Linked DNA regions of Mus musculus: region 1 is linked to region 2. The links are chromatin loops, found by intact Hi-C in ENCODE. Cell type or tissue: left cerebral cortex. All regions are shown on one strand.

Region 1 (5,000 bases), 200 kb after region 2:
GGGTGGTGCCTGAGCCAGGAAGGTGGCAAAGTCAAAAAGACCAGAGAAAGAATGCCACTGCTTTCTTCTAGAGGAGACTGTTTCATTGAGGGATAGCTGAGTGTCATAGACAGGAGCAGGAGGGCAGAATGCTAGGGTGACAGGCACAGATATCAGGATCAACCCAGGAAGGCAGGTCAGAAAGCTTGCAATGCAGCTTTGGTCAAGATTAAAGGGAGAAATGGTCTGAAGGGAATGGACATAGTAGTTAACACTTACGTTGTGCCTTCTATCCTTGTAGAAGGTAAGGAGTATTGTATAGAAGTTCTGGCTCTGCCCCCCTCACTTCATTGCCACAATATACAAGCACATCCTTTTATATGCTTATGACCCAGGTCTCTGATCTTCTGAGGCTCAGTCTAAGAGCAATGGTTCTCAACCTTCTTCATGCTGCGATCCTTTAATTTAGTTTCTCATGTTGTGGTGACCCCTCCCCCCCCCAAATTATGTTAGTTGCCACCTCATAACTATAGTCTTGTTATTGTTATGAATTGTAATGTAAATATGTTTTTTTCCAACGGTCTTAGGCAGCCCTATAAAAGGGTCCTTTGTCTCCTCAAAGGGGTCGTGACCCACAGTTGAGAACCACATGTCTATGCCTCTGTCACATACTAAAAGCTTTGGGATTATCTTTTTTTCATATTTTTAGGGGAAGAGGGAAGGAAAGAAAAAGGAGGAAGAGCAGAAGGAAAAGAAGGAAAGAGTCAGGGCAAAAGGAAAGGAGAGAAGAAAAACAATCCCACTATTAAGTGTACGTACTAGTAGGATTTTTTAAAAAGACAAAACAAAGCGAAAAACCAAAATAAAACAAAAACTAAACCAAATGACCCAAGTTCTAGATATATGATATCCTTTGATAACACACAGCCCAAATCCCTCTATGGGTACTTAGCTCTCTCTCTTTCTGCTCTCACAGGAAAGACAGGCTAGATGTACATGTTCCACACGCTGCTCTCTCTATTATGCATGTATAATGTATATTTTGGAGAGAGATGCTGTTTATCGCGTCTTCCTTTTCAAAAGGAACTCAGTCTTTGGATGAGGAGCGAGCTCCCTTCCCGCATGCGTGTGCCTGTTTCTCTGCTGCCAGTGCATCTGACAGGGAACTTTCACATGATGCAATTTATTAAACCCATGCTTTCTGCCAGATTCTGCTTTAGTGCAAATGCCCTTTTGTTTCCGAGGCTCACATTTCCCAGGCTCAGAAGGGATTCTTTCTGGTGTGACTGGGAGATACGGATCTGAAAAGCAGGTCAGCAAAAGATCCCATGGACTTGGGAAGCTGCCAATCAATGCTGTAAAATAAAGCATGTGGCCCGGGGCTGCTGATATCATCAAACCCATGCTATCTCCTTCTCTTAGTGCTAGGGGAGGTGAGGGTGGAGCCTGCCTACAATCGGTAGAGGCAAAGAAAAAGGATTAGGTTAAATGGGAAATTTCTAAGAGTCACATTTCGCCATTTAAAAAAAAAAAAAATGTTTTCAAAGTCTGCCTAACTCCAAGACCTTTTCCAGACTAGGTGGCCTTTGAATTCAGCGTGAGGTGATGTTCTTAGGACTGCCTCTGGAAGCTGACATCACACAGCCTAGCGCGGACCCTTTCCAAACCTTCAACTTTTGTCAGTTTTTTTCAGTCAGACACTCAAAAGCTCTGAATAGTGTGTGTGTGTGTGTGTGTGTCTGTGTGTGTGTGTGTCTGTGTGTGTGTGTGTGTGTCTGTGTGTGTGTGTGTGTCTGTGTGTGTGTGTGTGTGTGTGTGTGTCTGTGTGTGTGTGTCTGTGTGTGTCTGTGTGTGTGTGTGTGTGTGTGTGTGTGTGTGGTGGAAAGTGTGGGGAGGAGAGGTTTACTTTGCAGTAGCTCTTTTGAAGTGTTTAATTCCTCTCTTGTAATCTGTGTGTGGACACACAGTGTAAGCTATCAGTTTGGGTTCAGCAATTCTGTTCTCATTGGCTGATGTTTTCCCCTGTGGCTCGGGGCTTCTGTCCAGCAGCTGGGTGGCAAAGTTTGTTTTATCTGGATTCAGAAATGTTAACAAATTAAAATCATATTCTCTCTCTGTTTTCTCTGTCTCTCTCCCTCCCTCTCTCCCTCTTTCTCTCTCCCTCTTCCTCCCTTAGTCCCTCCTTATCTCTCCTTAATGCTCTCATTTAGGTTGAAGGAGCCCCTGCAGCTGTGTGTGTGTGTGTGTGTGTGTGTGTGTGTGTGTGTGTGTGTGTGTGTGTGCATGCTCAGGGGAGCACTGTGTGTCTGCTTTTCTTCTTCTTTTTGAAAATACAGGAAATGCACAAAAGAAAGACAGTTCGGTTGGAGCCACTGCTTCCCCTCAGCGCCTTTCCCTCCCCGCCCCCACTCCCCAGCACCGGCTTTTAATTTTCAAAAGCACTGCAATTGCTTGGTGTGGTTTCAAGAGCTGGGGTGCCATTCTCCCTGATGATGACTCTGCTGACGTCAATGGCATTCTTATCGTGCCGAGTGCGACATCAGAAACCAGCCCTCAGAGGCTCCTCTTATTCACAGCGTCTGGGCTCTCAGCAAAACGCGGACCGGATTTCAGCAAGGCAAGGCTCCTTCGTTCCAGCAAGCCAGAGTTGTGCTCTGCAAAGCAGCCGCCTTAGTCTGTGGCTTGTCAGTTAGGATCCTGTCCTCTAGTGTCCTCTCCTTCAAGGACCCAAAGGGGACAAGATTGCTGAGTAGAATGTAGACCTCCCTCAGCTTGCAGATCCGTGTTCCGTGCTTCTGATCCCAGGATGGAAGCCAGCCAACCCTGCTCCTGGTCTGTCTTTAGGGTTCACTAAAGCTTTTGATAGAAGATTATTTTCTTATACTGTGTTGCAGGCTCAGTCCTTGAAGTGATCTTGGTTTTTACTCTCTGAATCAGAACCATATTGACTTCATACTGCAGTGAACACCTTTTCCTTCCTTTTCATAAACATTTTGTTTAAGAAATAAGATTGTGGGGATGAAGAAAATAACCATAGCTCAGTATAAAACGGTATCACTGTGAACTGAACATTTTACTGTCAGTGTAACTGTTGGAGAAATCTCACTGACGTGCTCAACTTTCAAGGGACGCACTAGGTTCTAAGTTCAAGTTCGTTATTCATTTCCTCCCCGGGAGCTGCGGACTGCTATTATGCTGCTAAAGAAACAGCCTCTGTTTGCAGTCAAGTTTATTAGGGTTCAACTCTACCTTCAGATTTCAGATTTGGCTATAGCTCAACTGGAAGGCTGTAAAGACCCAAGGACACTTAGCATGGCAGGATGGTGAACACCTAATCTAAGCAGGCATTGCCTGTCTGACATCAATACAGATGAATCAAATGTTGGTACAATCACTTCTCTAAGATTGCCAAACTGCCTATAACCAACTTAGTAGGAGCAACTGTTCAGAAGAAACTCTGTTTAACACCTCAAGGTAGAGCTATTAGTTCTGTGTAGAAATATTTAGAATCCTGACACTGAAGGATGCCAGCCTGTACTTCACTCAACCCTTCTGCATTCATATGAGGTACTGAAGCCCAAAGACGGTTGTATGGTGTATTCAAGATCACACAGTCATTACCCCCACAAGACTGATAAAAAACTAATGCTCACACTGTCATGGTATTCCAGTGCTGATCTTTTAAAATAAAATAAATGTTATTTTTAAGCTTGTTTTCTTTCTTTCCTTCTGTATTTCGTGTGTGTGTGTGTTGTGTGTGTGTGATGAAGGTGGGGGAGACAGTTGGTAAACTGACTGTGGGCTAGAGGATCTGAGTTAAATCTGCAAAAGCCATGTTAAAATTCAAGGTGTGGTAGCATCTGTTTGTGCTTGCAATCCTAGCTTAGGGGAGATAAAGACAGGAAGGTACTTGGGGCTCCACGGCTAGCCAGTCTCCCTTTGTTGATGAACTCCAGACCAAAAGGAGACACTGCCCCCAAAGGAATTGGATGGTTTTTCTGAGAAGGACACCTGAGATTGTTGTCTGGTGTCCACATACATCCACAGGCACACACATGCACACAGACACACACATGCATGCAGACCACGTATCTTAAAAGGATAAGAGGCAGGGCTGGATGTGTTGCTGATAATAGCACTCAGGAAGTTAGGTAGGAAGATGCTAGTCTAGCCTACACAGTGTGACTGTCTCAAAAACAAACAAACAAACAAAACAAAACAGAAGTAATAATCGATTTGATGAGTTCTGGAAAGAAATGGTAAGTTTTCCTGGATTCTAAAATACATGAAAAAGAAAGAGAGAGAGAAAAAAAAGAAAAGAAAAGAAAAGAAAAGAAAAGAAAAGAAAAGAAAAGAAAAGAAAAGAAAAGAAAAGAAAAGAAAAGAAAAGAAAAGAAAAGAAAATCCATGGGCAGCTCAGACCCAGTGTCTGCTCGTGTACTAGCCAGCCCCTACTGCTACGGACTAAATACTATGATTGACTTGTTCCCTAATTCATGTCATTGCTTGACTGGTGACCTGTATTTGTACTGCTTTGCCCAAAACTTTTGCCTCTTCCTTGGAGGGCTGTGGCTACCTCCATGAATCTCCCCCTGATGCTTTTTGCTCTTGGCACATGTATCTTATTCTGGTTCAGAATGGAGAGATGTGGCAGGGCTGAAAAATGCTGGCTTTAGGGGCAGGCGGACCTTAGATGGAGACTTGCTTGAACTCACTTGCTACTGTGTCATTTCAGAATCTTTCTTAATTCTGTGAGCCACCGTTTTCTGATCTCTTAAGTAGAAATGAAGGCTTCTGCGTTGTGGGTTATTTAAAGAGTTAGAGAGGATGTTTACTGAGGTCTGTCACAAGGTGTGGCACACAAGAGAAACCCAATACAGAATAATGGCTTGGATGAAGGCTTTGTTGTTTGTTTGGAAAAGGAGAAGGAAAGGAATAGGTGATATTTTCTCCCTGGCACTAAGAGTCAGCTCTTCCGTGCCACTGAAATTAGAGAACACTGTTCCTTTAAGACTTTTTAT
Region 2 (5,000 bases):
AAAAGAAAGGAAGGAAGGAAAGAAAAAAGTAAGGAAAGAAGAAAGGAAGGAAAGAAGGAAAGGAAGGAAAGGAAGGAAAGGAAGGAAAGAAAGGAAAGGAAGGAAGGAAGGAAGGAAGGAAGGAAGGAAGGAAGGAAGAAATGGTGCCACTTAGGTCAATATGCCTGTTACCCTTCCGTCAACTCCCTGAATCCTCGACTTATTTCTCTGTCCTCCTGATATCTACCCTGAGATGACCAGGGGCTGGCCTACAGGGAATATAGTCTCTTTCTAAAGGATGTTTGCCAAACTCTGAACCAAAAAGAAGCAGGACAAAGGGGTTCCACCATCCTTACCACTTGCCTCAGAGTCATAGAATACTGTCATTTGTTCCAGGATGTCTGGGGTACGACTTCATCACGTCTTTAACTGTGAAAGGAAATAAAACTTGAGACATGTGATTCATGTAATTTATGTCAAATAGCCCAAGAGTTCTTTGTGAGCTTTGAAACCTGGGGCTGAGAACATAGCAGAACAGGCCAGGACATGCCCGGGCAGGCCCGACGTTACATGTCCTGACTGGCCTGGTGCCTCCCTATCTCCCACCCTTCTGACAGTCTGTTGATGTTTAAATGGACCAATCATGTGAAACCGCGCCAATTCCTCCCCCAGCCCCACCCCTTTTCTATAAAAACCCCTAGCTTCCAAGCCTCGGGGTCGAATCCACTGTCTCCTGCGGGAGATACATTTCGACCCTGAGCTCCGCCATTAAACTACCTCGTGTTCTTACATCAAGTTGGCCGTCTGTTCGTGATTCTTGGGTGCACGTCGAATCGGGAATTGAGTGGGGGTTTCCCCACTAGGTTCTTTCAACTGCACTTTTATAGAATTGGGTAAACTTGAGAATTAATTTTACTATGGCAATAGTTTTTTTTTTTTTCCCCAGCCAGGCCCTCCCACCAATTCATTTTCCTATATTGTTTTCACTACAAACTCTGGCCTCGATATTCAAGTACCTGCCGTTGCTTCGGGGTGGGGTGCTGTCAGGTGAATGATTCTCCCCGTGGCTGAAGGACTAGGGATAATTATGGGGAAATTCTGATTCCTCTCCTGAACTCAAGAGCATACAACCTGGGCATTCTCGGAAATGAGGTTAGCCCTGGTTCACACCATTGTCCTAAGACATTGTCTGGTGGGCTCTTCAAATCCTAGGAACGGAAGCAATGACAGAGAACAGGAGTCGAACACTTTGCTTTCCCAAGCAAAAGAGTGATCTGTGCACGCCTTGGGGCAGGCCAGCGGGTGGGAGCTCGCGCTCTGGCAGAAGCCAGGAGAGCTTCCGACTAGTTCCTCCAATCCCTACATTCTGTGTGTCCCTGACACTGCTGTGCTCATCCTTTCTACCTGAGAAATGGTGACAGCACCGTCGTCGTCCGAGCGATGTGGCACCCTTACAGTGCTTGTAGCAGTGAGTCAAGTGGCTGCCACTCAGTAAAGGCCGTGTGAGAACTGAGTACTGCCATGCCCCAGACCGAAATGAGGCCAGAGAAGTTACAAGCCTCACCAAAGACTGCAAATCCCAGGAGGGGCCACAAGGCGCCCTGAAGGCAAACACCCCTCTGTCCTACACAGCTCTGGCTCCAATATCCAGGGAGCCTGCTGAGGCTAAACCATACAAACAATAAGTTCTCAGCTTTGTCCTGCTTCCCACCCACTCTTGGCAGGTAAAGGTCACTTGACCTGTCTTCAGGTGGCAAACCCGAGGATATCTACAAATCCTCAGGGCCCCAGCCCCAGCACCCCACCCCACCCCCAACCCCAAGGGCCTTTCATTGTTACTGTGGTTTGAAATGTGGGCGGGAACATCTGCTCAGGACCTTCTCCTCTGGCTTTCAGCGCCCCACCCCTCGCTGTCAGCACTGCGGGTTCGCTCTCCTGCACACTCCCACAGTGCTGTCACAGAACCCCGAAGATATTAGCATCTTTACTCCTTTGCTCTGAAGGTGACTCCGTGGCGCCCTCCTTCCAGCCCCCTCCTCTGTCCACTCCTACTTGTTATTCTAACGAGGCACCCTTCTCTAGGAGGCCTCCAGCTGCCTGGCCTTGGTGGGTGGGGTTGACTCCTCTAACCTCCCTCCTCTTTCTCAGAGTCACTTCTTTTGTTTCCTCTCCCCGGCTCTTTGAGATTAATCTCGTCCCCACTGTGCTTCTCCGCAAGGGGGTAGACTCTGGTGACGTCTTCAACTCCCAGTGCCCCCGTGCATCCCGATCAAAGTTCAGACACCTCATCCCAGGGAGAAAAATGCCCACTTGATAGTTTCACTCACCCGTCAGATTAAGGACACAGACAGCTACTGGGACGCAAAATTGTCATTGTTCAGGTCTCAGATCCCAGGGAGCTGCCACCTCTGACGTTAGTGAGTGACCTTGAGCTGACCAAGAGAAATGCTGCTCTCTTCTAACCTTCTTGGCAGCCAGAGTCCCCCCAGGGGAGCTGTTGTCTCAAGGATGAGCAAGATCAAGACAGGAAAATCACATCACTGTCTGCGGAGAGGAAGAGTCTCGGGCTGTTTTATGTGGTTAGGAAGCAAGTTTTGGTTGTTGTTGTTTGTTGTTGTTGTTAAAGATTATTGCTTAACCGGGAGGAGGAGGAGGTTAGCCATAAGGAACCTTTATTTTCTGATACGACCCCACCCTAACTCCAGACAAAAGGAATGCAGATGAGCGAGAGGAACCGCCCCTCTGGCTACCTGCGCCCTGACTTTTCTATTCGCAATGGTGAATGCGCTCCCTGCTTTCTATCCCGAGCCACGCGATTTCTTTTGCCACATGACACTGTGCCCTAGAGTATGGTTTATTACTTCTCCCTCTGTGCCCACAGGGCTCACGGTTCCCTCTGGTTCTTTCCAAGCCTTTTGCTTCCTCTGGACCAGTGGAGTTCCCTCCTTCATCCACTCCCACAAGCAGGTTCCTTTTTCTACCCTTCACCGCTTTGCACACACAGCTGCCAGGGAACACCGCGATCAGCACTGAAGGTGAACGGAGTCGCCAGCAGATGGCACTCTACAGAATGCTCTGAACGTGGCAGAACCGAATGGTTTAAAAAAAAGTCACAGAAAAGCACCAAGGGTTCACTCAAACCAGCGATCTCCATATTATTTTTACTTCTTATACACAGCAATAGAGCATTTGGTCATATACAGACACATTTATTCACTTGCAACATCTCTATCTTAAATGTTAATATTACATAAACATGTCTAGATAAATCTCTTAACCCGTTTCCTAATAGTTTCTCCCTCACTAGAATCAATATTATAAACCTTCCAGAGAAATCACTGATTTAGAGTATCTCAGATTTCCTTTTACCAGAAGGAGTGCCCTTTTCTTAATTACAAGAAGGTTTTTAATTGATTGGTTGTGTGTGTGTGTGTGTGTGTTGTTTTTTGAGACACAAACTCACAAGCATGTATTGGATCAAATACTTAGCTGTAGGCAAAATAACCAACTCACACTGCTTTAAACAAGAAAGGAGTATGTGAAGCAGCTTGTAGAAGAGTTTATAAGCCCAGTAAGACAAGGGTGGATGTAGGTGCCAAGAAAACCAAAAGGCTGCTAAGGTTTAAATTATTGGTTCGATTGCAAGCTGTTCTGTATCAGTAATCCCCTGGGGACCAGGAACAAAGCCTGTCATCAATATAAAAGGTAAACAGGCTTCAGCCACCCAGAGAGCAAAGAAAGCCCAGCTCCCTGGAAGTAATCTCTGATTCATACAGGTCACTTCCTCCACAGTAGTGTGTGCCTGCATCCTGAACCAGGCTCCAAGGCACCTACCTCTCTAATTCCCTGCCTCTGCAGTGGAGAAGAAACAAGAGGCTGGAAGGGACACTGTGGAAACCAGTGTACAGTATCTGCAACATTAAAAAGTGTCTCTGTGAGGAAAAAGTTTGACGGGCAGGTGCTGTGAGCTCCACACGACATCCTAGGCTCTGAGTTTTATCACGAACTGGGAGCAGGAAGGGTGAAATAACAAACTGTATGAGGGCACAGTGCTGTGTTGCAAAGGAAATCGCCATGGCTTTGGAGAGCCATTCACCATTGCATTCACCATTGAGAACACAACAGGTAGGGCTTGGGTGATTCTATTACTAGTTGGGGAAAATGTCTCCAATTTTATGGGGACAGATTGGTAGAGCATTCTTCTCTTAACCACTGAGCCATTTTGCCAGCCTGGTACCTCCAGATGTTCTGTGGCTGGTCCCAAAACAAACAACAGCAGCTACATCATTAGAATCATTAGCGTCAACATCAGCAGAGAAAGCCGATGAGGTTAGAGCTGGGGTTCCCTTGGTGACTGGTTGGTTATACGTGTGTGTCGGGCCACAGAACATCAAAGTAGCAGTGACTGAAACACACTAAATGTCTGTTTCTTTTCCGCAAAATTCAAAATGAGATGCTTACTGTGTTCTTCACAGTTGTCAGGAGTAAGACTTCAATGCATGTCCCCAAACGTACAACTGTACCATCTGTTCCAAGAAAAAGGCAAGTGAGATATGCTTTTCCTTTAAAAAAATGTGTGTGTATGAGTAGTTTGCTTACGTTACATCTCTGAACCACTTGCACGCTTGGGGCCCTCAGAGGCCAGAAGTCGTCTCCAGATCTCCCAGAACTAGAGTTGCAGACGGTGGCGAACTACCATGTGGGTACTAGGAACAGAACCCAGGTCCTCTGGTAGAGCATTCTGCTCTTAACCATCGAGCCATCTCTCTAGTCTCTTTGAAGCATAACCCTGAAATTGCACACTTCACTTCTCAGACCTGTTTGGAAAGTCGCTCCTTGGCCACATCAAGCTGAAAGAAAAGCTATGACACATTGTTCTTGCTAACCATGTCTTCAGAACTACTGTTATTATGGGGAAGGGGAAGAAGGGTGTCGTAGATAACTGATGTCCTGTGCCACATGTAGTGTGGTATAATCAGATTGCAAGAGCAGGTCTTAGGGAGCTATTGCAATGGTGGGAC

The links. Peaks named below come from ENCODE experiments on the same cell type or tissue, not always from the same donor. Only the 100,000 strongest peaks of a DNase experiment are listed, where the experiment ranks them.
Region 1: a loop joins it to region 2, with 3.0 times the contacts of the local background. A loop is called at or near these places in 1 of 42 quality-filtered maps.

Annotation. Positions count from the first base shown.
Region 1 is chr13:109,820,086-109,825,085 of GRCm38, reverse strand. All of the region lies in intron 7 of Pde4d (phosphodiesterase 4D, cAMP specific), which reads right to left. Among named protein-coding and RNA genes, the nearest start is that of Mir1904, 81 kb to the left of the region's middle. In left cerebral cortex, no CTCF peak of the experiment used is centred here; DNase peaks (open chromatin) are centred at 1,181, 2,000 and 2,543; H3K4me3 peaks cover 1,556 bases; H3K27ac peaks cover 2,499 bases.
Region 2 is chr13:110,016,551-110,021,550 of GRCm38, reverse strand. Gm32881 (a long non-coding RNA gene) reads right to left here. Exons shown (of 5, transcript XR_382897.2): 2 at 4,441-4,505; 3 at 2,307-2,523; 4 at 336-408. Among named protein-coding and RNA genes, the nearest start is that of Gm32881, 13 kb to the right of the region's middle. In left cerebral cortex, a CTCF peak has its summit at 3,025 (motif pointing right); DNase peaks (open chromatin) are centred at 2,509, 3,007 and 4,488; H3K4me3 peaks cover 1,242 bases; H3K27ac peaks cover 219 bases.